Regions from separate parts of the Homo sapiens genome. Here region 1 is linked to region 2. A link is a loop called in an ENCODE intact Hi-C map of the cell type or tissue named here. Cell type or tissue: CD4-positive, alpha-beta T cell. All regions are shown on one strand. Links, peaks and the distances in the headings refer to the core of each region. The heading gives the core; the rest is flanking DNA.

The links. Hi-C counts contacts between places; a loop is a spot of excess contacts. Peaks named below come from ENCODE experiments on the same cell type or tissue, not always from the same donor. Only the 100,000 strongest peaks of a DNase experiment are listed, where the experiment ranks them.
Region 1: a loop joins it to region 2, with 5 times the contacts of the local background. A loop is called at or near these places in 10 of 110 quality-filtered maps.

The regions. Positions count from the first base shown.
Region 1 is chr1:180,177,641-180,180,448 of GRCh38, reverse strand. It overlaps QSOX1 (quiescin sulfhydryl oxidase 1), which reads right to left. Exons shown (of 12, transcript NM_002826.5): 5 at 1,565-1,655. Among named protein-coding and RNA genes, the nearest start is that of QSOX1, 24 kb to the right of the region's middle. In CD4-positive, alpha-beta T cell, for the core only: CTCF peaks have their summits at 1,404 (motif pointing right) and 1,425 (motif pointing right); a DNase peak (open chromatin) is centred at 1,438.
Region 2 is chr1:180,076,242-180,079,049 of GRCh38, reverse strand. CEP350 (centrosomal protein 350) reads right to left here. Exons shown (of 38, transcript NM_014810.5): 29 at 376-587. Among named protein-coding and RNA genes, the nearest start is that of QSOX1, 77 kb to the left of the region's middle. In CD4-positive, alpha-beta T cell, for the core only: no CTCF peak of the experiment used is centred there; no DNase peak of the experiment used is centred there.

The sequences.
Region 1 (2,808 bases), core at 36-2,535, 100 kb before region 2:
CTCCTGAGGTCAGGAGTTTGAGACCAGCCTGACCAAAATGGTGAAACCACGTCTCTACTGAAAATACAAAATTAGCCAGGCATGGTGGTGCATGCCTGTAATCCCAGCTAATTGGGAGGCTGAGGAAGGAGAAATGCTTGAACCTGGGAGGTGGAGGTTGCAGCGAGCCAAGACAGTGCCATTGCACTCCAGCCTGGGCAACAAGAGTGAAACTCCGTCTCACAAAAATCAAAATAAATAAATAAATATAAAGCTCCTATCTTGTAGCTGGAGAAACTGAGGCTTAGAAGTGAAATCATGCCTCCAGATCACACAGCTTGCATATGCCTGAACTGTGCTACAAATCCCAGCTTAGTGTGGCTCCAGAACCTGGGCCCTTAGCCACTGGTCCCACGCTAAGCACCACTGCATGGGCATGGGGCACTTGGCTCCAACCACTGGGACCCCAGCCCCTTGGTACTCAAGGACTGTGGTGGGAGGGGAGGGAAAAGACCTGATTCCAATCACCATTTATCACCTCTACATAACAGGCATGACCCCAGGCATGAACTGGGACCCCAGAGGGTCAGGCACTCCTTAAGCCAAGCTGTCTTTCCCCTCCCCAACCCCTGTGCCTCCTCTCTCAGGGCTGAGAGGCCTGGAGACAGCATCTGGCTTCAGCTCAGACTCTCAGCTGTGCTTGTTGAGTTTCAGCAGGAAAATCACTCAGGCTGACAGTGCAGTTTAATTTCATGCCTACTCTCATGCCTGTCTCCCTGCACTGACTTGGAGTATCTCCCGTGCACTGGCACGTCCCACCTTTGCAGCTGGGAAAAGCTCACAACTGGTCTATGGAGAAGTCCATGAACCAATGGCAGAATGGTGAGCTCTCTGCATTAGGCGAGGGGAATGGATCCTTATAAAGCACCTACTATGTGTCAGCTGCAATCCAGGCCCTTTACATAAACTGCTGCATTTGACCTTCCCAACAATACTACGGAGAAACGTAATCATCCCTGCTTTCTAGACAGGGCACTGCAGCTGGAAGCGCTGGGGAGCTGGCTCACGGATGCCCCACATGAGACAGACCGGCATCTGGGTAAAGGACCCCATTTCCTCCGGTGGGGCTAGGGCGTCGCTAATGTTCCCTCCCTCCCAAATATTTCACTCCAGTCCCATGGAGTGGGACACTGTGGAAACAACATTGGCTTTGGAGCCAGACGGACCTGGTTCAAAGCCCTCTTCTACCAACTTACTAGCTGTGTGATCTTGGGCATGCTATTTGATCACCTTCATTAATTTTGGGGATTAGCAGCTACGTGTGTCAGCAATCTGGTCCAATGCTCAATAACAGCAGGTGTTATATTTGATTTCCGTGAAGGAGATAAGAATAAACAGCAAGGTTTTGAAACGCAAAGGTCCAGCTCCTGCACTTCCCATGGCTCCCAGCAGGGGTCAGGCCAATGCCAGGCTAAAAGACCCAGGCAGCCAAGACCCTAGAATTGGCAGGAAAAGCCCTGCTCCCAAACTGGGGCTCTCTCTCCATGGCTATCCAAGAATTGCAGGGAACTTCAGGGCAGCTCACCTCTCTACCCAGGTAGGAGCCTCCCTTTTCAAAGATCAGAGCCAGGTACTCTTCGTTATTTCTCGCAAAGAATCCATCAATCTCCTCCAGCCTGCAAGAGACAATTCTGGCAGTCACTCTGCACAGCCAGCAGAAATAAGACAAAACCGCTGGCAACGCCAGACGCTGGTGATGCAGTGCTGCAGGTATGGCCATCCCGCCCTCCTCCGCTTCCACACAGGGCCCTCCAAGGGAGTCAACCAAACCTTTAGTCTCAAAGGATGTTGCTCTTGTTATCTAACCCTGGCTCTTCATCTGACCTACCTTGGGTGCTTGGTTTTGTTTTTGCTTCCTGTCTCTTTTTAAAAGTCAGGAGTGGGCCGGGTGCGGTGGCTCACGCCTGTAATCCCAACACTTTGGGAGGCTGAGGCGGGTGGATCACCTGAGGTCTGGAGTTCGAGACCAGCCTGGCCAACATGGTGAAAGCCCGTCTCTACTAAAAATACAAAATTTAGCTGGGTGTGGTGGCGGGCACCTGTAATCCCAGCTGAGGCAGGAGAATCACTTGAACCCGGGGAGTGGAGGTTGCAGTGAGCTGGGATTGCACCATTGCACTCCAGCCTGGGCTACAAGAGCAAAACTCCGTCTCCAAAAAACAAACAAACAAACAAAAAGAGTCGGAAGTGGGTAGGAGGCCGTGTGGGGAGGGGGACTGGGAAGGGCTGCTTTGAGACCAGTTGTCTCCATGTGCTGGGGCAGGCCCAGGCTGACTGGATGTGGTTTTTATTGGTCCCCTGAGAGCTGGGGGGTATTAGAACCCAACAGCTATAAGTCTGGAACTGTGACAAGTCACGACCAAGGGGGAGATGTGCTCCTTCCTCCCTAGAGCAGGCATTAAAAAGCAATGAAAGAATCAGAAAGCCTTGGGTTCAGGAGACCTTAGAAGCCATCTATATCTCTAACCCAATCTCCTTATTTTAAGATGAGGAAACTGAGGCCCAGTTTCCAAAACAAAACAAAACATATCCAAAACAAAACAAAACAAACAAAAACATGGTATTGATGCTGGAGCCCAGCCAGTGACAGTCCAAATGGATATGCTAGACAGGTGAGGGCCAGAGTGCACCCCGCTGGGGTGGAGGAAAAGAGGTGTTGAGCCTTTAGGGTGGCATCAGGTGGCCAGCCTCTCAGACCTCTTCCCTGGGTCTTCCCTAGGCTGGCAGAAGAGCACAACCTACATGGGGGCCAGTACCCCTTTCCCCACT
Region 2 (2,808 bases), core at 6-2,505:
ATACATAAGTTATTAATTCAGTTACAGTAAAGGTACTCTGGTGTGGTTTAAGATCTTACTGTTTTTGTTATGTGAAAAAACAAATTTCAGAAAGAACTTGTGTTGTTCCTACAAACTGTTTTTCATAAAGACTTTAGAAGTTCCTATTCCCTCAATATTCACAGACTTGATAGCAAATGATTTTATAACCTTCACTAATGCCAAAATTCATATATTTGTAAATGAAAAGCTTTATTTCTATTCAAATGTTATATCCTATATGTTACAAGTATGGTGACAGTTAACACTGTCATTAATTACAATAATATAACTGCTAACATACCTTTCAGTTTTTTTTCTAGAGAATCTTTAAGATATAAATATACATTAACTTACATGTTTACTAGGAGAGGTAGAAGATTCTAGTTCCTGTGAACAAATCATTTCTTCAGTAAGTATACTGTGATCTGGACTCCCTGGCTGCTCCTGTCCTATAGACTCGGATGGTACATATTCAACAGCAGGGCTGCCTAATTCTTCTGGAATGGAGCTTTCACTGTTTAGATGAGAGTACAGAGGTACTGGAGATTCCTCTTCACTTGCTATTTCTAGACAGAGAAGGTGAAAACAAGAAAAAAAAGATACAATCTTGGTCAATGGGAAAATTACACTAATAAACATTGTTTTTAGCATATTATTACTTACTGCATTTTTGTCTCCCACAAACAGGAGAGTCATAGCTTCCACAGATGCACAGATCTATTTCTGGGTTATCTATTTCACAGTCTATTTGTCTCTCTCTGTGCAAATGTTATTATTTTAATCACTACACCTTAGAAGTCTTGATGTATGGTAAAGTAAGTTTCTGCATTTTGTGGTTCTTTAGTAGTGTCTTTGCTTTTTGGTCCTTGTTCTTTCATGTAATTTTTTTTTTTTTAAGATGGCATCCCGTTCTTGTTGCCCAGGGTGGGGTGCAGTAGCATGATCTCGGCTCACTGTAACCTTCGCTTCCCGGGATCAAGTGATTCTGTTGCCTCAGCCTCCCAAGTAGCTGGGATTACAGACACATGCCACCACACCCAGCTAATTTTTGTCTTTTTAGTAGAGATGGGGTTTCACCATGGCGGCCAGGCTGGTCTCCAACTCTGACCTCAGGTGATCCACCCGCCTCGGCCTCCCAAAGTGCTGGGATTACAGGCGTGAGCCACCATGCCCAGCCTCATATAAATTTTTTAATGAGCTTGACAAAGGTTTCCTATGAAGAAACCTTGCTGGGTTTCTGATGTAAATAGTCTTGAATCTACAGATCAGTTTAAGGAGAATTAATATCTTATGACACTGAATCTGTGAATATGGAATAATGTTCCATTTATTTTGGCTTTTTTTTTTTTTTTTTTTTACTTTTTGAGACAGGGTCTTGCTTTGTCACCCAGGCTGGAGTGCAGTGGCACGAACAGGTCACTGCAGCCTCGACCTCCCAGGAACAAGCAATCCTCCTGCCTCTGCCCCCTAAGTAGCTGGGACTACAGGCCTGCGCCACCATGCCCGGCTAATATTTCTGTAGAGGCAGTGTTTGGTCATGTTGCCCAGGCTTGTCATGAACTCTTGAGCTCAAGTGATGTATGTGCCTTGGCCTCCCAAAGTGTTGGGATTATAGGTGTGAGCCACTGTGCCCAGGCTGTTTTGGTTTTAATGTCTCCTAATAAAATTCTAAATTTTTCTATATAAAGATCTTGTACACTTTTTGTTAAATTTATTCCTAAGTACTTCATATTTTTTGTTTCTATTATATATTGTTTCTATTTGTATCTTTTTTAAAAAATATATTTTTCTAATCAATTTTTGCTGATGTATAGATATGCAATTGAATTTTGTATATGAATTTTATAACCAGAAACCTTGCTAAGCTCACTTATTAACTGTAATAATTAACATGTAAATTCTGGATTACCTATGTGTATAGTTTTATTAACTGTAAGTAATGAGAATTTTGCTTCTTCTCACTCCTTATAGCTTTTAATTCTTTTTCTAGCCTTAAATGTACTGTGTAGGACCTCTACACAATGCTGAACAGAGCTAAAAATAAGCCTCCTTGTCTTATCTCCAAATCCAAAAGAACTTTCTATATTTTATCATTAAGTACGGTATCTATTATAGGTTTGGTTTTTTGTTTTTGTTAATACCTTTTATCAGGTAAAGAAAGTTCCTTTCTATGGCTACTATGATCTGAGGTTTATTTATTTTATCACAAATGCTTTTTATTTTTATTGATTCATTTTTTTGAGACAGAGTCTCACTCTGTCACCCAGGTTGGAGTGCAGTGGTATGATCTTAGCTCACTGTAACCTCTGCCTCCTGGGCTCAGGTGACTTTCATGTCTCAGCCTCCTGAGTAGCTGGGACCACAGGTGTGTGCCACCATGCTCAACTAATTTTTTTATTTTTGGTAGAAACGGGGTTTTACCATGTTGCCCAGGCTGGTCTCAAACTCCTGGGTTCAAGTGATCCACCCACCTCAGCCTCCCAAAGTGTTGGGATTACAGGTGTGTCTGGCCCACAAATGCTTTTTAAATTTTATCAAATGTCTTTCTGAATCCATTGAGATGATCAATTTTTCTCCTTTAATCTGGGTAAGGTAATTCACCACATTATCAACTTTTTAATGTGTGCTAATCCTACTCTGTCATTAAGTATTAGGATTTGCATATATAGTTGAACTTGGTGTGCTAATACATAATTCAGGATAGGTAAGATTGGCCTTTCCTTTTCTGATACTGTCCTTTTATGGACATAACATCAAACTTATATACTAGCCTCATAAAATGAGTTG